2 separate regions of the Homo sapiens genome follow, and region 2 is linked to region 1. The links are chromatin loops, found by intact Hi-C in ENCODE. Cell type or tissue: heart left ventricle. All regions are shown on one strand. Each heading gives the region's core, and the rest is flanking DNA. Links, peaks and the distances in the headings are about the cores only. Region 1 has its middle 13 kb from the start of FGF1. Region 2 holds the start of SPRY4 (sprouty RTK signaling antagonist 4).

Evidence for each region. Peaks named below come from ENCODE experiments on the same cell type or tissue, not always from the same donor. Only the 100,000 strongest peaks of a DNase experiment are listed, where the experiment ranks them.
Region 2: a loop joins it to region 1, with 2.3 times the contacts of the local background. A loop is called at or near these places in 9 of 110 quality-filtered maps.

Annotation. Positions count from the first base shown.
Region 1 is chr5:142,692,968-142,705,280 of GRCh38, forward strand. It overlaps a transcript of FGF1 not described here. Among named protein-coding and RNA genes, the nearest start is that of FGF1, 13 kb to the left of the region's middle. RefSeq lists a silencer at 6,226-6,275. In heart left ventricle, for the core only: a CTCF peak has its summit at 6,338 (motif pointing left); DNase peaks (open chromatin) are centred at 4,777, 5,126 and 6,294; H3K4me3 peaks cover 3,142 bases; H3K27ac peaks cover 3,343 bases.
Region 2 is chr5:142,314,672-142,326,161 of GRCh38, forward strand. SPRY4 (sprouty RTK signaling antagonist 4) reads right to left here and starts at 10,350. Exons shown (of 2, transcript NM_001127496.3): 1 at 10,173-10,350; 2 at 1-484. The coding sequence starts at 437. It overlaps SPRY4-IT1 (SPRY4 intronic transcript 1), which reads right to left and starts at 3,651. Exons shown (of 1, transcript NR_131221.1): 1 at 2,949-3,651. It overlaps SPRY4-AS1 (SPRY4 antisense RNA 1), which reads left to right and starts at 10,622. Exons shown (of 4, transcript NR_120664.1): 1 at 10,622-10,699. RefSeq lists enhancers at 4,921-5,665, 8,348-9,312, 9,313-10,275, 9,757-9,816. In heart left ventricle, for the core only: a CTCF peak has its summit at 3,352; no DNase peak of the experiment used is centred there; H3K4me3 peaks cover 6,100 bases; H3K27ac peaks cover 6,958 bases.

The DNA.
Region 1 (12,313 bases), core at 2,369-10,368:
GAATGGGAAACACTTTTGGAAGCATGATTTAAAACCCAGAAGTGAAAATAAAGTAGTGAGACTGATTCTAAAAAATCTAAAATGTCTGTCCAGGAAAGAGGAAAAAAACTCTCCTGGTTTAGACTCTAAGGAGAAATTAATTGATCCTATCTTTTCCATCTATCTTCTTCTCAGTGGAATTGTGTGAGTGACCTATGGCCAGGCTCTATGGGACAAGACAAGCTTCTCAGAGCTTACAGGGTGAGATCACATCCTTTGGCAAAGCCCTGTCGCGGGGTTAATTATTTCAATAGCAGTGGTTTGGGTTTTTTAAATTATTTATTTTTATTTTTTTATTTTTTGAGACAGAGTCTCACTCTGTCGCCCAGGCTGGAGTGCAGTGGAGTGATCTTGGCTCACTGCAACCTCCACCTCCCAGGATTCAAGCTATTCTCCTGCCTCAGCCTCCCGAGTAGCTGGGATTACAGGCGTGCGCCACCACACCCGGCTAATTTTTGTATTTTTAGTAGAGACAGGGTTTCACCATATTGGCCAGGCTGGTTTGGGTTTTTAAATGACTTTATTGAGATATACTTCACATACTCTGAAGTTCACCCATTTAAAATGTACAATTAAGTGGTTTTGGTATATTTACAAAGTTGTGCGGCCATCACAACTATAATTTTAGAATATTTTTGTCACCCCCCAAAGAAACCCCATATCCATTAGCAGTTCATTCCCCATTCCTCCCTCCTGCCAGGCCTAAGCAACCACTCATCTACTTTCTGTCTCTATAGATTTTCCTGTTCTGGCCGTTTCATATAAATGGAATCAAACAACATGAGCATTTTTCCTTTAGTGTGATGTCCTCAAGGTTCTTCTGTATTGGAGAACATATCAACATTTCTTTCCTTTTTATTGCTGAATAATATTTCATTGCATGGATACACCACATTTTATTTCTCTGTTCATCAGCTGATGAACATTTGGGGTGTTTCTTCTGTTTGGCTATTATTATACTGTTGTTATTCATGGGCAAGTTTTTGTGTGAACATGTGTTCATTTCTCTTGGGTCTAGCAGTGTTTTTTTTTTCTCTTAAAGATTTACCCGAAGAATTTATCTATATCTCTATCTATCTATAATCTATCTATCTATCTATCTATCTATCTATCTATCTATCTATCTATCTATGTCTATCTGCCTCTCTGTATATATGTATTCCCCCCCACCCTGCCCACCATCATAACCTCATGGAGAACCAAGCAGATTTGGGTTCTAAAGACCTCAGATCTCTTACATTCCTGGCCTGGGACCTTCTGTGCAAAGGTCACGACTCACTCTCACTATGCCTCAGTTGTGCTATCAATGGAAGGAAGGTGAGAACACCAGCTCTTTCACACTGCCACAGGATATTGTAAAGATAAAGAAAATGACGTAAATCAATAGGATCTGCTCTTTCCAAGATATGAAGCCATATGAATAGGCCAGTGTGCATCAAAGAAACAAGATACACTTGAACCAAAAGTTTTGCCAGCACAAAGATGACTGCATCAGCCGAGTCCAGTGGCTTGATGTGGGGGCACAGATGGTACAAGAAATCACCATCTCAAGATTTTGGTGTTCTTTGAGATCAGAATTTGGTTGCCTTCCAAATCCTGCCAAACACCCTGAGGGAGGACCCCAGCTTGGTCACCCTGGTGGCGGGTAGGAGAAAGGGCAGGGCCATAATGTACTGACCGGCAGCCCAAGGGGCAAGCTTAAATTCTAAAGCCTACCCTCTAGCCAACATTTCCCGCAAAGACCACCCTACCCCCGTTTAATTAAAAAGCACCCTACTCTCTGCAGAGTCCCAGAGACACCTCTTTTTGTGAAATCCCTGACATTCCTGTAGGCTCTGGGGCAGGGGAGTGACCCCTCACCCCTGGGTAGAATCTAATAAGAACTTCCCAGTAGAGGTACTGGGCACCCAGGTGGCAGAAGAGGGGTCTAAAATACATGTACTTCTTCCTGCTCTCTGACCCATCACCTGTGCCCTTTGCTCTTTAAACTCAGGCAGCAGGAAATTCTACTGATAGGTGTGTAAATGATTAGTGGAATAGGAAATGAGAAGGTGGCATCCTGGGTTATAGTCTGCACATCACCACTTACTAGATGTATAATTTAGGATAAGTAACTCATTTCTTTGAGACTTGGTTTACCCATCTGCTAAATGGGATAATAGCAGTACTTGCCTCGTAGGGTCATTGTGAGGATTACCTGAGATGATGCCTGTAGGGACTCCAGCATACCATCTGTGTTTGCTATAGTTATTATATTACTTCTAAAGTCAGAATTAAAGACCTCAAGGCTGGGCGCAGTGGCTTATGCCTGTAATCCCAGCACTTTGGGAAGCCGAGGTGGGGGTGGATCACCTGAGGTCAGGAGGTCAGTTCGAGACCAGCCTGGCCAACATGGCAAAATCCTGTCTCTACTAAAAATACAAAAATTAGCTGGGTGTGGTGGTGGATGCCTGTAATCCCAGCTACTTAGGAGGCTGAGGCAAAAGAATCGCTTGAACCTGGGAGGCGGAGGTTGCAGTGAGCCAAGATCTCACCATTGCACTCCAACCTGGGTGACAGAGCAAGACTCTGTATCAAAAAGAAAAAAAAAAAAAGAAAGAAAAAGAAAAAAGAATTAACGACCCCAAGTAATCCATCCATTCTCCCTAATCTATTTAGGAAGACTCATTTTCTATTGGTCAATTAACTGGATGCACTTAATCAAGCACCTAGTATCTATTAGCTACCACAGAGAGGGCTTGGGAATGAAACTTAATTTTCCCGCAAGAATGGAGAATTCAAGCTGTGAGAGAAACTAAGATACATGAAGTTCTTAAAGAACATATAAACAGTAAACTGCAATCCTGACAGTCAATGCCATTCTGATTCAGAGAGGGGAGACAGCAGGAAAGTCTGGAAGGGCCAGATAAGGCCTCAGAGGGGAGACAGCACCAAGGTGGGCCCTCACAAGTCAAGATGAGTTCACAGCAGAAGAGGAGAGGGAGACAGAACTGGGCAAGGGTGGGTGAGGGAGAAGGGAGACCCATGTGAGCATGGGCAATTTGGGAGCCCAGGTGGGTCTGGGCCTGGTGCATGGTCTGGGAGCTAAGCCACAGACAAGCATCCTGCTGTCTTTCCTACTCTCAAGGATCTCTAGGAATAACATGCCATGGAGTCTTTTAGTCACCTTTTCCACTAATAATTATCCTTCCTATGAGAACTTCTGTCACTAATACATTTTTATGGCATGTAAGAGGGAGGAGCTGCTATCAGATGAGCTTTGAGTCAATCTAGACCATTGCAAAAAAGCAACATAGAGTGGCAACCATTGACTTCGGCCACCCTGCATCTAGCCCCCTTTGTCCTGGGATGAGAACTCTGATCATTTCTGGGGAAACACCCCTTCATTGCTTTCAGTCCATGCAGTTTTGGGGATGGGAATGACTCCATGCCCATGGCAAGGATGGGTACAGTACCCACATTCGTTCTATGAGATTGACCCTGAGATTCTAGCTAGAACTAGAAAGGGAAGCACCTGTTCTTGTACGGTGCTGTGCTAGTAGGATGTCAGCTGGGAGGTGCTGCAGCCATGTGGCCTTCACAATGGGCAGGTCTTCCTGGAAACAGAAGGACGCAGGGGAGGCAAAGCCAAGATATGGAAAGACAGCTTCATGATGCCATCATCTAGGCCCCTGGATCTCATGATACCAAAACCTTGCTTTTTCAGGCACATGAGTTAATAAAAAAATCCTCTTTTTGCCTAAATCTCTTCAAACTGGGTTTCAGTCCATGGTTACTAAATGAATCCTGACTTATTCAAGTAATGACCTTGTTCCTACCAGAATTTTGTTGGTTGCTTCTTAGCATGGGTATTTGTAGTCCATAGCCCAGGGGCAGACTACATCCAGGATAACAGTTTGTGTGTGGAAGTGATAGTGGCGTCTATCCATATCCCTAAATGGATATAGGTACATGTTCTATGAGGAGGCATTATAGGGGAGACCGAGGCTGCAAAATCTGTTTCTCCTCTTTGTCTCTGAAGTCTGTGTACAGAGCAATTTTCCCCAAACCCCTGATTTTATTCCTCTTGTTTTCAACCAGAGAAAGGAACTCTTGAATCTGTTAAGTATGTTTTGCAGGGCTCTAAGAAATCAGGAAGAGATGGGGAAGGGAGGTGATGGGGAAAAAGAGGCTCTGCATGTCTCATTTTTGTTTTTTCCTTTTTGCCAACGACAAAGAATCAGCTGGCATCCTTTTATTTTCTATTTCATTCAGTGCTTTTTAAAATGAAGCATTAAGTCTACTGTAATGGGATTTGTCTAATGATTTCCTGGTAAACGTCTTCTTGGATCTCAGCAAAGATAATTCACTTAGTAGGAACCATTTCCTGCTTCCCCACTAAGAACCAGACCTACCCAGTTCTTTCTGGGAGTGAATTGGCCTTTGAATGAGAGAAGGCAGTACAGGAATATTTCACTCTAGCATTCATCACATAGACTCAAGCTTGCCACAGACCCAGATCAGGGAGGAGAACAGGAAGGCGGGGGTGAGGGAGAACGTTCACGCTGAGCACAACATGAAGCCAAGCAGAAAGTCTGTAGCAATCTGAGCCCTTTGCAGAAACAGATGCACTCACCTCTTTGCCTTGGCTCTGGGGTGCTTTCTTTCTGGGGCAGTGACAGCTTCTGCAATGTCCACACTGTTCTACCAGGACAGCTGCAGGCAGGCTGCTGCAGGAGGAAGGGAGTTCCCATTCACCATCAGAAGGGAGTGTCCTCCCAGAAAAGGAGGCGATGCCCTGATTCCCCTGGAGCGAAGGCTGTTGGATCCACTTGTCCTCTCTCTCCTGCTCCCTTTCTGGTATGAATGGAGCTCAGAGAAACCCCATGAGAAGAACTGAGTGAAACCACACACCATACCCACCCACCTGTTAGTAGGTTGGCCTCCTAGCCTTGGGGATCCTGGAGAGGAAGGCTGCCGAGTGGGTCATGAGGCACTTGGGCCCCTACAAGTGCAGCTGACACTGGTATGCCCACAGAAAGGCTAAGGACAAGCACTGTATATTTATTTCTCCCCCTCTCATGTGATCTTATTTTTGGACTGGACACAAAAGCTATTTGGGGGCTGGACAGCTGCCAGGTGAAAGGACAATGATCTCATCCGAATTCTCTCCATGCCTCTCTCTGCACTAGTCCCTGTTACCTTTCCCAATATGAGGCAGAAGGGAGCGGGTTTTGCTCTGAGCCTTACTTTCAGTACATCCAAGCAATGTGTCCAACTTATCATTTTTCTTCAATTAGCTGATTGCTACCTTTTGAGGTTTCACAGAGGATCAACGTAATGAACGAAGTCCTTACTTTTATGTCTGAGGCAGGTGAGTATTTCTGAGTCTGGTGGTCGTGTCACACAGTCATCATACACACTATTTTAGATGCAAAGATCCTCTTTTCAACACCAGGATGGGAGCCCCGACCCTGAAAGGCAGATGTGGGCAACGCCACAGAGCTAGGCTCTCAATGTGTTGATTCTGCCTTCTGCCCTGGCTGTTTCTGCCTCTGGCTCCTAGGCTTGTAAAACTTACAACATTGAGACAGTTTGATTTTTCACCTCTGATCCTTCCTCTTCAGACATGAATGGAAAGTTTTGAAAATGTCATGCCTGGCAAGATGCCAATTCAATATCGTCCTCTTCACCATTATCACTGTTATTTACTGGGCTCTTTCTTGCTGAATGCCCTTCATTTGAGGAGTACTTCTGCATTCTTGTATTTAATCCTCACAACACCGCTGCCAGGAGGGTAAGATTGCTCCTATTTGATATCCAGGGAAGCTGAGGTTTGGAAAGGCTCCTCACCTAAGCTTTGGAGAGGGTAGAGTGGGATGGGAACTCCCGACTGTCTGAGCTCTTGGCCACTTTGCCCTACCGTCTCCTGAAGATGTGAATCGTTGACATTTCACTGTTGTTTTCACTTCATAAGAGGGAAAACAAAACCCTTAGGGTTGATTCAGACCCACAACTTCAATCCTTGATTTCTGTTCCAAATCCAGTTATTGAAGGGGAGAGAAAATAAGGTTTTCACCTGTTTACAGTCCCAGGCCCTGGTTCTAGGTACAGGATGGAGTCTCTGGCCACCATTCTCGTTGGAGCCATTTTCCTGTGAATAATTCGTTGTGCAAACACACACACCAGAGAGGACTGGGCTGGGCCGCCCAGGCCGGGTTCCCACTGTATCCAAGCTGGACTGCACTTTCCACTACCCTGAGAAAGAGACAGAGAGATTGAACCAACAGCTTGTCCAACACTGCCCTCTGCAGGTCACTGGGCTGCATTACCCCAGATGGGAGTCTGCAAGGCTTTCCAAAGAGGAGGGCCACACCAAGGATTATTTTTAGACAATCAGTTAGTTCTCCATTTCTGCAGCTACTCTTTCCTAAACCTGGTTTGCCTGAGCACGTGTCTGTGTTCATAACCCTTCCCCTACTGTATGAAAGGAAATCATACCTGTCAGTCTTCACAAATCTTAATAAGGTGCCATTGCCCCAAGTATAAAAATATCAAAGTCCCCAAACTAGGAACTTCCTTTAATACTTTAATTCAGTCTTTTTTAATGATTAATTAGGCATTTTTTAATTCAACAACTTTGCTTTTCCTTCCTTGAATATTGAGGGACAGAACTGTGGAAGCAAATCAAAGAGAATATTAGAAATAATAACAGATTAATAGGTACACTTGAAGAATGATGCCACAGTTTAATTTTTTTTTTTTTTTTTGAGACAGAGTCTCGCTCTGTTGCCCAGGCTGGAGTGCAATGGTGCAATGTTGGCTCACTGCAACCTCTGCCTCCTGAGTTCAAGAGATTATCTTGCCTCAGCCTCCTGGGTAGCTGGGATTACAGGCACCTGCCACCACGCCTGGCTAATTTTTGTGTTTTTAGTAGAGATGGGGTTTCATCAGTTTGAGGCTGGTCTCAAACTCCTGATCTCAGGTGATCCACACACCTTGGCTTCCCAAAGTGCTGGGATTACAGGCATGAGCCACCGCACCTGGCCCACAGTTTAATTTTTAAATTCCAGCTTTATAATATATTAGAAATTATGCTCTTGAAACCATATAAACTTAATGATGAAAATTAACATAAATGTTTAAATGTGGGTATATGTAACATTGTTTTTCAAAATTGTTTTAGAAGGTACAAGAACAATTTGTGAAGTCTGCTGTACCCTTGGGCTGGCTATTGCTGACTGATATTAGGTTGCCATCTATCCATCCATTCATCCAGCCATTCCTCAAATACCCATTGAGCACCTACTGTGTGCCAGGCCTTGTTTTAGGCACTAGATATAAAAATAGTGAGCAAAAAATGGCATGTTCCATGGCAAATTCTTAGTGATGGCCTCCTCTAGGAAGCTCAGGGAGGGAAACAGATTATGGATACACTTTTAATAATTAATTCAATAAATGTAAGAATTCAACAGTGATAAGCACTACTAAGTGTTCTGTGCGGGAAACGTGTGAGGGGAGAAGAAAAGGCACACACAATACTTTTGAATCCCATATAACTAGCAATGCAGATATAATAAGCAAATGATATAATAAGCAAATTGCAATGGGAAAGGGAGAAGAAAAAAAAATATATATATATATATTTATACCACCAGACTATGGAGGATTCATCACCAGGCCAGGAAGCAATAGCCTGGACTCCAGAGTCAGCCACTCATCTGTGCACAGACGAGGAGAGGTCTGTGAAGCTTCGGCACAGTCTGGGACTCTAGCTCTTTTGTAACGAGTTGTTTGGCATGAGGTCCAGTCACGAGGGCCCTTCGCAACTGGGCTCAAGGAACACAAAAAGGTCAACTTGTTTTTGTGATTGTCTGTTATTTTTCAATAACTAATGTATAGGAATAGATTGAAATGGAGATTTCTCCGAAACTGTGCTGGATGAATGCCTCAAGGGGTTCACACAACCTGTTCCGGGAGTTGGTGACCATTGTTTGTGTCCACGTTCAATTGAGTTCAAATTTAATATTTTTTTCCTCCACACCAAGGAGAGGTATTTGGTAATTAGAGAATGAATAATGGAGATTAACAATGTATAATGAAGATTATTATACATTATAATCCTCATGTATATATACATGAGTTGATGGGGGAGGCATCAGGGAAGGTAGCCCTGGAGAAACGAAATCCAAACCAAAAATAAGGTATCCAAGAATCTCTATGAAAAAACTGTGAAGACCCAGGAAAAAAAGGCCTCTATAACATGAGAGGATCAGGGAGAAGTAGGATCAACGTTTTTAGAGTTAGTTGGGGTTTTGTTTGTTTGTTTTGTTTGAGTTGGAGTCTCACTCTGTCGCCCAGGCTGGAGTGTGGTGGTGCGATCTTGGCTCACTGCAACCTCCACCTCCTGGGTCCAAGCAATTCTCCTGCCTCAGCCTTCCCCAGTAGCTGGGATTACAGGCCTGGCACACAGTGGGTGCTCAATAGGTATTTGAGGAATAGGTGGATAAATGGATGGATAGATGGCTGGGATTACAGGTGCCACCATGCCCAGATCATTTTTTTTGTATTTTTAATAGAGACGGGGTTTCTCTATGTTGGCCAGGTTGGTCTCGAACTCCTGACCTCAAATGATCCGCTGGCCTCAGCCTCCCAAAGTGCTGGGATTACAGGCATGAGCCACCGTGCCCAGCCTAGAGTTAGCTGTTTTCATAAAGGGCCTTTGCCCTTACGCAACTTCAACCCGTATTAAAAATCAGTGGTTCTCAATCAGGAGCGATTTTTCCCCAGGGGATATTTAGCAGTTTCTGCAGACATTGTTAGTTGTTGCATCTGGGGTTGTTCTAGTGGCATCTAGTGAGTAGAGGTCAGGGATGGTGGTAAACTTTCTACAATGCTCAGGACAGCTCCCCATAACAAAGAATTACCTGGCCCTAACAGTCCATAGTGCTGGGGTTGAAAAATCCTATCATAAATGGGGGCAGGGCAGGCCTGACAAGTGTCTATAGTGGTTGTGGATTCACTTGTTTATGCATTCATGCATTCAGCAAATACTTATTGAGTGCCCACTATGTTTTAAACACCATTCTGGGCATAGTTGAAGCCCACCTGTCACCCATTAACCAAAAATAACCATCTCAAATAGCTAGCCTGGTTGTGTTCCTTTGTTACTCAGCTTAACATTTTTACCATTAGAATGGTGACAAAGCTGGTCTTATTGCCTGAAGAAAGAAGATATTGAAATGCATGGATATTATTTGCAAGGATGGTCACTGAAGAATTGTTTGCAATTGTGGAAACAACCTAAGTGTCAACAGAATGGTTGCCTAACTGTGATACAGTGGTACTATGGCATACTAAGCTGCCAATGAAAAAGAAAGGCAAATCTCTTTGTGGTAACATGGAAAACAACCATGGAGATATTATCAGCTGGAATTTTTTTTCAGAATTGCAGGTAGAATATGATTGATGAGATGTGTGTTTTTTTAAATTGGTGTGTATGTGTGTGTGTGTTTGCATGTGCATGCAATTGCTGGAGAAATTCTCACCAAATTCTTTTTTTTTTTTTTTTTTTTTAATAAAAAGCAGAGTCTTGCTCTGTCGCCCAGGCTGGAGTGCCGTGGCGTGATCTTGGCTCACTGCAAGCTCCGCCTCCTGGGTTCATGCCATTCTCCTGCCTCAGCCTCCTGAGTAGCTGGGATTACAGGCACCCACCATCACACCTGGCTAATTTTTTGTATTTTTAGTAGAGATGGGGTTTCACTGTGTTAGCCAGGATGCTCTCGATCTCCTGACCTCGTGATCTGCCCTCCTTGGCCTCCCAAAGTGCTGGGATTACAGGCGTGAGCCACCGCACCTGGCCCTCACCAAATTCTTAATAATGGCTACCTCTAGAGAATGAGAAACAAAAACAAAAACTGTAATGTGTTCATTGGTAGTAGCTCTTTACCTAATTCCACCCTTTCATACTGATCAGCTTCTTCCTGGTTCATCTCCATTGTTATCAGTAGTCAAGTCAGTCACCAACTTCTGGAGATCCTTCAACTTGTAGGACAATATCCAATATTTACTGTTAAATCCATGTCCCTTTAAAACTTGCCCTCTAGCCAATCTTCATAAGCTCTTCTTGGGAGCTGCTTTCTCTGCCTCAGCCACAATTTCTGTGCCCATCTCCCTGGAACTTAAGCCAGTGAACTCACCAGGACTGTATCACACCATATTCTTTCAAAACAGGCTCACCTCTGTGCCTGGAAAACAGCCCATCTTTTTTTCTATGTGTATTAGTAGAAAAAAAGGTGAAATGACTGTGATCATGAATAATCCCCACCTCTCAGTGGCTTAAAATAACAAAGGCTCCTTTCTCACTCACAGTTGGGCACGTCTGTCCATTTGCAGGTGGGTTGGGAAGCTCCATTCTGTATCACCCTCGCTCAAGGACCTGGACTGAAGGATTTCTGCTTTCAAGAAGAAAAAAAAAAATAGAAGACATGTTTACTAATACACTGGTAATTATTTCTATTCATATTTTATTGGCCAAAGCGAGTCATATGGGTATACAACATAAAATGAGGTGCAGAATTTCAATCCTATCATTTGCTTGGAAGGTGGAGAGTCATATTTGGAGAACATGAGTTCTATAATTGTTGGATGTAACAGTCTATACATGTCCACTAAGTCAAGTTTGCTAATCGTGTTTAAATAATCTATATCCTTACTCATGTATCTGTTCACTTCTTGCAGTTTTGTCAATCTTAGTTTTATATTTTTGAAGCTATATTATGTGTACAAGTTTTATAATCATTGTACTTTCTCATGAGTTAAACTTTTTATCATTATGATAATGCTTTTTGCCTTAAAGTCTACTTTGTCTAATATTAATATAGATAACATTAATTTTTGTTAATATTTATATTTTTCCACTTTTTAATTTCAACATTATAATACAAATGTTTTAGGTATGTTTCTTATAAACAGTATGCAGATTGTTATCCAATTCAATCTTTGATTTTTAATTGAACTATTTAATTTATTTACATTTAATGTAATTACTGATATATTTGAATTTAAATATACCGTCTTCTTAAGTGTTTTCAATTGTCTCACATGCTCTCTGTTCTCTTTATCCTCACTTTTTGCCTGCTTTTGGAAAATATTGTTTTTGCCTCCATTGTTTTGGAAGTTACATATCTTTTTAGTAGTCTTTTAGAGTTTATCCTATAGATCACAGTATGGGTCTCTGAGTTAGCAAAGGCTAATAATGTTAATTGGCACTTTCATTTTCTTCCATAATAGTACAAGGACCTTAGAACGTTTCAATTCATTTACTTCCTCTCCTGATTTGTATGCACTTTTAATATTTTTAATTTTTTAAATCTTCAGCACTGTGTTACATTGTTTCATACGGTATAATTCATTTAGACTTCCTCAAATGGACCTTCGTGCTGGACCTCATTTCTTTCTGCATCTATATAACCTATCATCCTTAATCATCTTCCTTCTGCTTAAAGAACATCCTTTAGTATTTGATGCTGGTAAAGAATCCTGAAAATGTCTTAATTTCACTTTTATTATTGAAGGCTATTTTCACTGGACATAGAATTCTAATGTTGACAGTTATTTTATTTCAGCACTTGAAAGACATTTAAATTCCACTAATTTCTAGTTTCCATTGTTTCTATCAAGAGGTAAGCTAACAGTCTATTACATTTTTTCAAGTAATGACAGCTGCTTGTAATTTTTTTTTCCCTTTGTCTTTGGTTTTCATCTGTCTTATTGTGATGTACCTAGGTGTGGCTTTTAAAAATTTCTCCTGCTTGCAGCTCCCAGGGCTTCTGAGATTTGTGGCTTGTTGTCTTTAATCAATTTTGGGAATTTTTCAACTATTTTCTCTTCAAATATTGATGCTGCACCATTCTCTTTCTCTTCTCCTTCTGAAATTTTAATTCTCATTTTATCTCCATATCTCTTACTCTCTGTAGCATTGCTATCCTTTTGTCTCTCCATGTTTCGTCATGATGTTGTCTTCTAACCTACTTTCCAGTTCATCAATTTTCCCTACAGCTGTGTATAATTTTTTGTTAAACCAAGTAAAGAGTATCCACTGAGCTCTTTGCTTTTGTTAGTATATATTTTAAATTCTAAATTGTTCACTGGTTATTTTTTACAACTTTTTCATCCTTTTTTAAAGTTTTCAGTTCTCTGCCAAATTTGTTGATACTGTCTTTTATCTCCGTATGTGTAGTAAACATAATTAATTTAAAGTCCGTATCTGATAAATCCATTAACTGGAGTTCTG
Region 2 (11,490 bases), core at 42-8,041, 380 kb before region 1:
GGGCCCTTGAGGTCCAGCGGCTGGCAGTGGACCACCTTGGGCTGGATGCGCACAGCCCTTGGTGAGGCCTGGTCAGCCACGGGTGGTGGTGCCATGTGGTCTAAGAGCCGTTGGTCAGAGGATGTGCTGCTGCTGCTGCTCACAGAGCTGGGGCGCCCGCTGAAGGAGATCCAATGGTGGGTGACATCCTGGTCACAGCGGGCGGGCGTCGGGGCCAGCTCTGGGGCCCCGCCCCGGGTCCGCTTTGGGCCGGTGGTCAGGGCCAGGCTAGGGTTGTCTATGTAGTCATTCTCCACATGGCTGGTCTTCACCTGGTCAATGGGTAGGATGGTGAGTGGGTGCTGGAGCCGGCTGTGGGACATCCGGCTGTCAAGAAGGGGCTGGACCATGACTGAGTTGGGAGTCAAGGGGGCGCTCTGTGGGATCGGGGGCTCCATGGGGCTGGAGGTCCTGGACTGTACGGAGAAACAGGCTTCTAGGGGCCCTGGGGGTGGGGTGGGGAAAAGGAAGAGAGAATGGATTCCAGGCATCAGTATGTGGCCTGCCAATACCTCACCCCCCATCAGGTCCTTGGGAGCCGCCCAATTGACATAGGAACTAAAATCCCTCTGTGGACTTTCCAGTGACTCCCCAAGCTTAAGATGATTAATAATGACAAGAAGTCAGTGGTGGAAATAATACTACTGAGCACTTAAGATGGAGGTACTCTCCTAAGCACCATATGCATTAAGTCATTGACTTCATGATAAGCCTAAAACGTAACTACTATTATCCCCCTTTTCTATTTAGAGAAAAGACATGTTGAAATTAATTTGTCCAAAGTCACACAAAACTATCCAAAACTATCAGTAGCAGGACTCAAACCTGGGCAGCCTGAGTTCATTCTCTTAGTCACTGTGAAACATGCTCCTTATTTAAGACACATAGCTCAGTGGATGTAAACACAGGCTCTGGAACAACACTCAAATTTGACTCTCACTTTGGTCTAGCAATATTGCTATGAATGAGTTCTTTCATCTCTATGCCTTAGATTTTGGTTTTGTCATCTGTAAAATGGGCTCTTGCAAGGATTAAATGAGAAAATACTATCTATTACCTAGCATATTACCTGGCACGCAGCAACAATTTATCGCTACCCCAGGGAATAAGTTTAGATCTCCTGAGCACTTACAAGCACTGCCTGCCAAGCACTGTGCCAGGCACTGGGGACAATGTGGTGAACTCAACAGACAGCTCTGGGTGCTCCCATGGAGTTTATCAGCTGGATAAACAAGCCCTTTATTTCAGATATTCACAAGAGAAGGGCTGTATCTGATGCCTGCACATCCAGGATATTAACTTATTACTACCACTTCTTAAGAGCAGCAACCTGCAGTGGCTAATAATCCCTGGGTATGTGAGCTTCTGACAACTTGGATGGGAAATCCTCTCGAGGGGCACTCACATCACCCATTTCCAAGTGCTGAGCTGAACATTCAGCCTAAATGCTATTTACTAGAGTAGCTAAGCCAACCCTGGATCAGTTTCTAATTTCACCGAGAGAGTGCAATTTTAAGTTGGAATCCAGCCAGAGATTCAACTGCAGTGCCTGACACGGAACCCCAGGAAGTCACTTAAATCAAAGAGCGGAAACTGCTTGGTTCAAATTTAGAAAGTGCACATTGTTTTCTATTAGAAGTGCCATTTCCTTGCCTGCTGACCTTTACATTTGGAATTCTGCTGGAGATCAATTTAAAGAAATAGCAGCAGAAGGCCAAGACCTCTGCTCAAGGGGATACAATTTGGAATCCAAGGGAAAGATTACACTCTGGGAAGATTCCACCCCAATCTTAAGAACCCCAGGGAATGGGGAGGGAGGGTAAAAGAGAAAGATAAGTCTTTAAAACAAAACCAAAAAAAGGCCATTGCATTAATGTATTATGGGGTGGGGTTTTAGTAAATGCTTTTGCATTTACTAAATTTGCATCAAGATGCTAACGATGTTCTAATTAGGAGAGCTGATCCTGCCCCTCTGCTGTTAGGTTTATCTAGAACCTGTCTAAAATAAAAAGCTAGCTCTAGATAAAAGTTTATGAAGGGGATAAAAAGGGGGCTATCCACGGGGCTCCAGTATGTATATCACTTACACTGCTAAATCCAAAAAGCATCCAGTCTTTTCTGCGAGGTTCAATGCTCAGTCAACTGATATTTCCCATTCACGCAGGGCATCAACTATTGGCTTTGCTCCCATGGCCCTGCCTACTTAAAAGGATGCTGGTATTTCTTTACACGCCTTGTTTTTCCTGTCTTGGAGAAAGCCTACCTAGTGGCAGTGCCTGCCCCCATGTTCTCTTCGGATGAAACCATAGCATCACCTTTGAATTGGCGATTTCCTTGTGGCAGAGTTTACCTTAAGTGTCTGGCAGGTCTGCCACCAAAGAGTAGCCACTTGCCAAAGCAGCCTCCCCTGGAGATCCTGTGGTCAGGGCTGGAGAGAGGGAATGCAAGTAAGCATCTATGGAGAGGAGTTTTTCCAAGGATCAGGCTGATGACAACGTAGGAATTCCAGGGAATGCTACCTCAGCCTGCCCACTTATTCTCAATAGGTGTTCCAAAGCCTTGCTTCTAGAATAAATGAGTTTGGGGCAAGAGGCCAGGGTTAGGAGCCCAAGGTCCAGCACTGAGGACGCTGCCTGGAGGAAAGGGTGTGGCTTGGCCTAAGAATTAAAAATGCCACGGATAAGATTCTCCAGCACCAGCCAGAACCCTCACCCCCGGACAATGATAACATGAGTCCCTTGTTCCAGAAACCGATGTCAGGAATATTCAGGGTCCTGCCAACACAATGTAGGCAGCAGTTTGAAGCTTCTATTGCCCCATATAGTTGGGTTTTGTCTCTCAGGACCAGGATTGGGTCTGGTCATGCTGTGGAAGAAAGTAAAAGACTCCCTTTCCTTAAGCAGATTCACTTTTTTTTTTTTTTTTCATTTGTGAGGTTCTTTAAAAACAGCCCATGTCCTACAGATAAAGCAAAAGAAATGGGCAATGCTCAGAAATTTTAATAGGCCTTGGAATCAGAAAGCAGATTCCCCAATTCATGGAAAAGTCCCACCAGGAAGCCAGGATGGGAGCAGCCGCTGCAGGCAATGGGGATGTTGGCATTCACAGGCTCCCATAACCCTCCAGAGGCAGCTGTCAACATCTGGGCCTGCAGTTGAGGCCAGACATGGGGATGGGAGCTTGGCCCACGATGACTTGGCTCTCTGGGGACGATGCAGCATCCGATGGCTCCACTGGGCATATTCTAAAATGTATCTTCCCTATTATAACCCCGATGTAGTAGGATTCCTTTCAACCACCAGCTCAGCAAAAACCAAATCAGAGTTCCACTGCTGGCCTCACCCCTCACCAGCAGGGACCCTCCAAGAGCCTCTGCTGAATTTATGTGGCTGACAAAGGAAAACAATTTTCTGAGCTGCCTATTTAAGAACCCCTCAGCACAGCTAAATGATGTCTCAAAAAAAAAAAGAAAGAAAAAAAGAAAAGAAAGAAGGCCTGGCGCAGTGGCTCATGCCTGTAATCTCAGCCTTTTGGGAGGCCAAGGTAGGCAGATCACTTGAGGTCAGGAGTTCAAGACCAGCCTGACCAACAGGATGAAACCCCCATCTCTACTAAAAATACAAAAATTAGCCAGGCATGGTGGCAGGTGCCTGTAATCCCAGTTACTTGGGAGGCTGAGGCAGGAGAGTCACTTGAACCCAGGAGGCGGAGGTTGCTGTGAGCCAATATCGCACCACTGCACTCTAGCCTGAGTGACAGAGCAAGACTGAGTCTCAAGAAAAAAAAAAAGAAAGAAAGAAAAAGAAAAAACAACTCTCAGTTGATTTGGTAGATCAATCTCTACTCACTGAGAAACACCCACCCTCCACTCTGAGCAATGCTGACAATCTTAAGTGCAATTTAATATGTGCTCCCTGCTTCCCCTGCAAGGTAGTAAGAGATTTATAATATAAATAAGAGAGAGGAGGTTTTGCCTCATTTAAGCAGTTTGGAAGAGACTGATGGCCAATTTGGAAGACACTGGACAGAGAAACAAACCCAGCACTCCACTTAGCCAAAGAAGCACCTCTATCAAGTTTAGGTGGTACTCTTACGAACTGGCAAGAGGGAAGGGACTTTTACCTCCACTCAACCTTCTAATAATAATAAATAATAATTATGGAAGCGGCTAATATTTACGAAACATTTCTTGGTGCCAGGCTCCGTGCTAAGCCCTCAGTGATTTATTTTCTCACCATAAATCAAGTCATTTAATCCTCACCATACTTCAAGAGAGAACCCATTTTACAGAGGAGGAAATGGAAGCACAAAGGGTCATAGAGCTAGCAAGTGACCAGAGCAGGATTTGAACCAAGACAGCAGAGGCTTCAGAGGCTGAAATATTAACCTCTCAGCCCTGACTTACAAAAGCCCTCCATAACCTCTGGGAATTTATGGAAAGGCATGAAAGTGCCATCACTTTCACAACCATGGACTCCTCCAGCCCTCACGGAACATCATTAGAACATCCTGGGGCTCTGCAATGCAACCAACAGGGAAGGAAAGCCAGATGGGGCTTACATCAGCCTGAACCCCAGGGAGGGGAATTTTCAATGTGGAGAGTGAAGGCTGTGGGGGTTTGTAATCTCTCTCATTCAAGGAAGGCTCAGAGTTCAAGTGCTCTTCACTCCAGTTCAGTGTTACATGCCATCCCCCGTCTTAAAAGTGGTTTCATTTTTAGTTTTCTTATAGTTGAATGGATTTCACTTGTAGGAGTTTATTACAAACCAGTCCCCAAAAGGAAACCCTGGGGTGGAAAGGAATCTCTACTCCTCCCCACCTATCAAGTTGAACTTAAGGGTCCCTAGGGTACCTTCATTGATGGGGTCCCTGGCCCAGGTCTGTGAGGAAGGGAGGGAGCCAGGGCACAGAGAGTCCTAGAATACTGAATCAGCAGGATATCAAAATCCCCAGAACACGCGCAACACTGTATTTGCTGCTTGGCGGGTCTGGGAGCCCAGAACCAGCCAGTCTGACACTCACTGCATTTGTACCTGTGGGGAGGGGGCTGAGCATCAGGCTGCAAACCGCTCAATACAGGCTGGCTGAAAAGAATCAAGAGGCATGTTAAATGTCCGCACAATTGAGCAGGATGCCTAATCCCACCCACCCACACCCTCCCCTTGACTTACCCTAGGGAGGTGAGTTGGGAAATATTGGGAAAACCTGACAGTTGTACTTTGAAAGCTACAGGTCAGCTAATGACAAACTGGCAAGAGGCTGTGAATGAATGGGTAGTTTAAGCACTGCCCCATTCAGTCTCAGCGGGTTCTTTCAGTGAAGGCTGTTTAACCCTTTAAACAACTCAGAATAAAGGTCTCTAGGCTGCCAGAGAGCCTGCCCACCACTATTGCTTGGTTCTTTGTGACACTATTCCAGTTTAGCTAATTAAGCTACAACCAAATAATGACTTATTGCTTTAAAAGGACTTTAAAAAGAGGGGGAGGGATGCTGAGGGAAGCAGAGGACTTGCCCCTCCCTATACCCTGCAAAGAAAGACAATCTCTGCTGAGAATGGCCCCAGTGGAAGAATAAAGCATTTGGGCAGCTGGATTTGTCTATGAATCTTTCTTCCTTCCCCCACCTCCCTACCCCCAGCACCAGCACTAAGAAGCTCACCTCTGGCCACAATCTGTCAGAGATCACAAAAAAAAAACGGTTGTTTTTCATCACTTCATCCCACCACATTACCGATTCCCAACCCTCTTCTCTTCTCTCTTTCACAGCCAATCAGCTGAGCTCCAAAGCCCCAGCACACGGAAGGGTGGGAATCTTGCTGGACTTTGGGCTTTGGGCTATTTAATCAGCTTCGAGTTTCTGCTTCACTGTATTACCGCCTTAATTGTCTGCTCAGATTCCCATAAAGAAGGATTAGAAGCCAAGAGTCAGTAAAGAAGGAGTCAGAAGGAGCCTGTTAACCACTGGCATAGTTTGGGAACTACTGGCCAAGTCCAGGTCTGGGTGGGACCAGAACCCTAGACTCCTAGGGCAGGGCTTCCTCCCACAGACACTAAGATCTTATTATTTGTCTTCTTACCCTCCACCAAGAAATGAACTTACAATAATAGATTTTAGCTTACTCCTGGGACAGGAGCAGGAAATGACTTCCCCTTCCCCCAACCAAAAAAAGACTACTGACAAGGGAAACCACTCTTCTGCAAGTGGCCACCTGCCCCGAAGGGCCCCTTCCCTTCTCCGCCAGATCCAGCACATCTGTGCTCCCTCCCCTGTGCCCTTGCTTCCTTCACTGACTGGGGCCTGTCCTTGGAAAGAACAATCATGATCACAGCTGAACTGTGGAGCCTCTTAAGCCCAGCCACATGTCCCGGATACATTCCCCAGCCTTGTCAGCTGTCCGGATCTGCAGGGTGGCCCCAGACCCCGAGAGCCAAGAATACCCTCCCTCTTACATCACGCAACACCCCACACCTCCTGTGCAGGAAAGGGGCACCCTTAAAACTAGGCCCTCCTCCTAGGAGCCCAATAATAACCATGAGCATGGCCCTAGTCCTGGCCGCTCACTAGCAGCTCTGCTGGCCTCTGTCCCCTTGGGAAGAGTTTATTTTCTCTACTGTGCAGATGGGGAAGCTAAGGCCATGCTTAGCAGGTTTGCCTAGTCACACATCTGCTCTGTTCTAGCCCCTGGCTTGGTCTGGAAGGGACAATACAGCTTTCTGAAAGTTGTTCACCTACCCCTGGCTCTTTTGAAAGAGCAAAAACATATTCTAATGAGTCACTGCTTTCTCCTTTCAGGGAGATAAGGTCGGCCCTGAGATAGAACCTTCTCCACTCTAGCCATTTCCCTTCCTTAAAAACTCTGTCATGTCTACATTCAAAACCCCAAATTTTCAACTTTGTCTCCAAATTCAGAGGCCTGGGCGAGAATCCTTAGCCAGGTTGTCATCACAAGGGAACTGCCACCTAAGTAGAGGCCAGATGACAAACACTGTGGATTTAGAACCAAATGGAACACTATGATTCTCCAAGAAACACTGGACTTTTCTGAATAAAGAGGGAGGGCTCCTTCCTAGGCCTCCTTTGCACCAACACCCAGGCCCTCATCAACAGGATAGCCCAAGGACAGAAAAACACACTGTGGGGGCACAAATCTTGGAGCTAGAAGATGTCAAACAACAAGACATTCAGCCCTGTAAACTGGAATCCCCACATATGGTCCCAAAGTATTAAATCCCAGAGCAACACAGCTCAAGGGTCACTTCTGTAAGTATTAATGGGTTTTATTCCTCTCTTAACTTTTATATCACTGATTTTCAAATTTGGCACTGAAAGGCTGCTTTCATTTATTATTCACGAAAGTCAGCCAAACCTCTGGTTTACCAAAGTTGGGGCTGGGGTCATGGGTGGGTGCGAACTGGGCAGGACAGATTTCCAAAGAGCCACATCTCTCCGCCAATTCTGGGAGGATGCAGATAAAAATGACATATGAGGCCGGGCGTGGTGGCTCACGCCTGTAATCCCAGGGGAGGCAGAGGCCGGCGGATCATGAGCTTAGGAGTTCGAGACCAGCCTAGCCAACATGGTGAAACCCTGTCTCTACTAAAAATACAAAAATTAGCTGGGTGTGGTGGCACACACCTGTAATTCCAGCTACTTGGGAGGCTGAGGCAGGAGCATCATTTGAACCTGGGAGGCGGAGGTTGCAGTGAGCCAAGATCGCGCAACTGCACTCCAGCCTGGGTCACAGAGCAAGACTCGTCTCAAGAAAAAAAAAAAATATATATATATATATATAAATGAAAACGACATCCGTAAGCTCCAAATGTCCACCTGTCCACAGCCTCTGCCCTACTATGTGTTCTGTCTCCTCCCACCAGCCCCCAACTAAAGCTTCAGTGAGATGAGGCCATTTCAGAGGGTGATCTGGAAAAGGTCATGGAGCTGGGCAGGAGGGCTAAGGGCAAGAGGGCATTTACACTCCACTGAAAGGGAGTGACTCCTGATAACCAACAGATGCCTTTAAAGTCTGCTCACTGTAACTGACCAATATTTGTCCATGAAGATTTCAGAAATCTGCTACTAAAATCCCCACCCTACACCCGTACTGGCCACATGGCGTGGTTGGTAAGTGTGTGTGCTGTTCACCACATTAGGATTTGCTGGAGCCTCGCAGCACGTGAGAACCCTCCCAAGAGATGGGAAAGAGGAAATGTGATTTCACACTGGACATCTCCACTAGTTCTTTCCCACCCTTCTGGGAGACAGAGAGGGAGAGAGAAAGAGAAATCTTTAACTGCAGCCCTGCCTCTCCTAGCTCTCCTGACACCCGCCCTAAAAAAAAAAAAAAAAAGGCTGAAAATTTCAGAGATGTTTATGCTCCATTTGTGTGAAGATCTGGAGAACTCCAAACATTGTGAAATCCACCAGTGCAATATTGGGTAGGGCCTCAGGCCAGACTGAGCTCATTAAGAGATTGATAAACCCGCAGTTCCCAACTTCTCTGAGCCTTATACCTTCCAGCTTTGAATCCCGAGAGACTTGTCAGGGAGGTTAGTGCCTCGGTCAGCTACAGACACAGACGAGTGCTTGCTCCCGCCCCTCTGCAAGTTCTTTGGCCTCCAGTGTGTCTGGCCTCTCCCAAAACTGGAGAGAATCACGCCACTGATTTGGAGGCAGGAAAGAAGGGGATGCCACTAGGTTTGGGCACCCCACTGTACACTCTTCTTTCCAGCACTAACCGCGCTGGGGGGTACGGAAGCCTTGCTGCGCCAGAAGGCGGCCTCCTGCCCTCACAGAGGCCTTGGCAATATGGATGCCCCTCCAGCAGCTGGTGAAAGAGGCAGCCAGCAGCTCCCTACTCTGCCTACCATCTAGCCCCTCCAGCCCATTTCGCCTCTCTTGCCCATCCTTCAGCCCTATAAGCCACGCAACCATTTTCTGTCTCCCCTGCCTCTCCTGCCCACAACCCCCTGCCCCCAATCAAGGAGAATTGAGAAACCGTCTTCTTGCACAAGAGCAGCTACTGTCTAAATGCTTTTTGATCGTCTGCATGGAGGGGGAACTGGGCACAGCCCTGGACCCAGTGATGGAGCCAAGCTCTAGCTGCCCTGGCTAGCCAAACCCGCCCTCACCCAGCTCACTGTCCCCGGGGTCTTGGCGATTCAGAATTTGTCAGAACATACCGTCTCTATCCTCTTCTCTGTGATGTCAAGCCTGGTACCACCAAGAAGGAAGGAGGGAAAGCAGGAGCCTTATCTCTCCTACATTCGCAACCTCTTCCTCCAGCTCCCACACGCCTGGTGTTATGTAAACGCACCTTCAACCCCCACCGCAGCCCTAGCGCGGCCTGGGGGCTCCGGGGCCTGGCACAGCTCGGTGCCCGAGGATAGGGAGGTACAGGGTGGCCGAGGAGCCTCAGGCCTTACAGAGGCCAGGCAAGAAAAAGTCAACTGCAAGGCAGTTGCATAGCATAAAATGCGGCAGCGGAGCAAAGGTCAGACGGCGAGGAACCGCCTCGCCAAGGAGAGGGAGTAGGAATGCCCAGTCCTGAGCCAGCCCCTCGCTGACCATCGAGGGAGAGGCAGAAGGGGAGGGAATTCAGTCCGTCACGGCTCCGAAGAGAAAGAAAAAATCTACGTCGAGCATAGGCCGCTACGGCGGGCTGGGAGATACACGGCAAAGCTGGCACCGTGGGCACCGAGCTGGGAGGTGGGCGAGCCGCCCAGAGCGAGGGCGCCCCCCGACCCAAACGGTGGCTCCTGACCAAGCCCAGAGACGCCCGTTCCAGCGTTCGAGGCGGATGGTGGCAGGAGAAGGAAAGAGGCCAGGCCAGAGGCAAACTCCCGGGACACGCACGGGGCTTCCCGAGTCTCAGAGGGCGGGGAAGCCGGGCTTGGCAATGCCCAGGGGTCGGAAACGGCGGTGCCAGGCTGTGAACACCCCCGGCGCCGTGCCGGCCGGGCCGAGGGCGTCAGGGAGCTGCGGCGCACCGCAGCGACTCAAGGAGGCGCAGGCTGAGGGAAGGAACACTGAGGCGCGCCTAGAAATAGCGCACCATTTGCCCCAGCCCAAGGGGGGAGTCGCGTCGCGGCTCAGAGAGGGGCAGTTTCAGATCTCCAAACCAGCCATGGACTTACTTTGAGGAGCTGCAGGGTCACAAGCATCGCCCCACGTCTGTGTAAATCCTGAAGCCGGGGCAGGTTAGCCGCCGCTGTACTCGCAGACGCCGGTCGGAGGAACCGGCAAGGCTCCCTGCGCTCCACAGCGCCAGCTCCGCGCTGTCAGCTCAGCTCGCTACCTCCGCGGCGATGTTGCAACCACTGCCTGGGAAAATGGCTTTTTTATGAATGGGAGGGAAGGGAGCGCCAGTGCGCACGCGTGCCGTTCGCGATTCTATGAATGGGTGGGCACAACAGACCCTGAGCGCGCATGCGCTCCGCTCCTTTTTTTATGAATGGGGGGCGGGAAAAGATCTTAACCCGTGATTGCTGGGACTGGCTCAAGCTCCACCAGGAGCCGTCGTTCTTTTACAAAGAGGGGTGGAGGTTCCAGTGGAGGCTGTTGTTGCCTTTTTTTTTTTTTTTTTAATGAATGGAGGGCGGCGGCGACTGCTGCAGCTGGGCCAGCTGCGCGGGCTGCACCCCCTCCCAGCCTGCGAGAGGAGGTAAAGGCCACCTTCACGCCACTGCGGGCCTGGGCAGGAACCGTCAGTGTCGCTGGGGGGTGGGGGACGCTGCGGCCTCCGGATCCCGGGTTGAGAGCAGGGTGGTGGAGGGCACACCTAGATCTGGGGATCTCTGCCCCCCGCAGGCAGTCAAAAGGGGGGGCGGGAGGACCCCTACTGGGGGCCTTCTCTTGCTCTAGACCAGAGACGCCAGGCGGGAGGGGTCTTGAAGCTGCGTTTACCAAAAATTAGGAAAATGTCCATCATTCATATCAAAGGGTGGGGTGAGGATTGGTGAGTGAATCTGGTTCTTTTTCCTGAGGCTGAATCTCTCGTGAGTGCTGGCCGCCCCTCCCCCCATTTCTTGGGTGTAGACAGTGACTGGGCCCAGGCCTCTTCCGGCTCCAGTACCCCCCGGGGCGATTCTGGCAACTCAGCCAGAGGAAGCCTGGCCCTCGCCTCCCAGCGTTCCCCCCGCCCCCCGCCCCAGTGCAATGTCCGCAGTGCCCGGGCGTCTGCCCGCTCTCTGTCGCCCTAGCTAGGTGTCCTTTCTCTGTCCCAGTCGGTTTCCCAGCCCTCACAGGACGCTGGCCTGAGGAGCCTCGGTCCACCGAAGGCCCACGGCCCTTCGCTGTTGTAGGCGCCTTTCCCCAATATCCCCCACCTCTCACCGGCCTCCCCTCCGGGGAAGTGGGAGCGGCCGAGAACTGGCCAGGTGGATGGGTGGAGCCGGCTGCGCCGAGGATGCTGCCGGGGTGGCCTCAGGATTAAATAACAACGGGGCTCTTGAG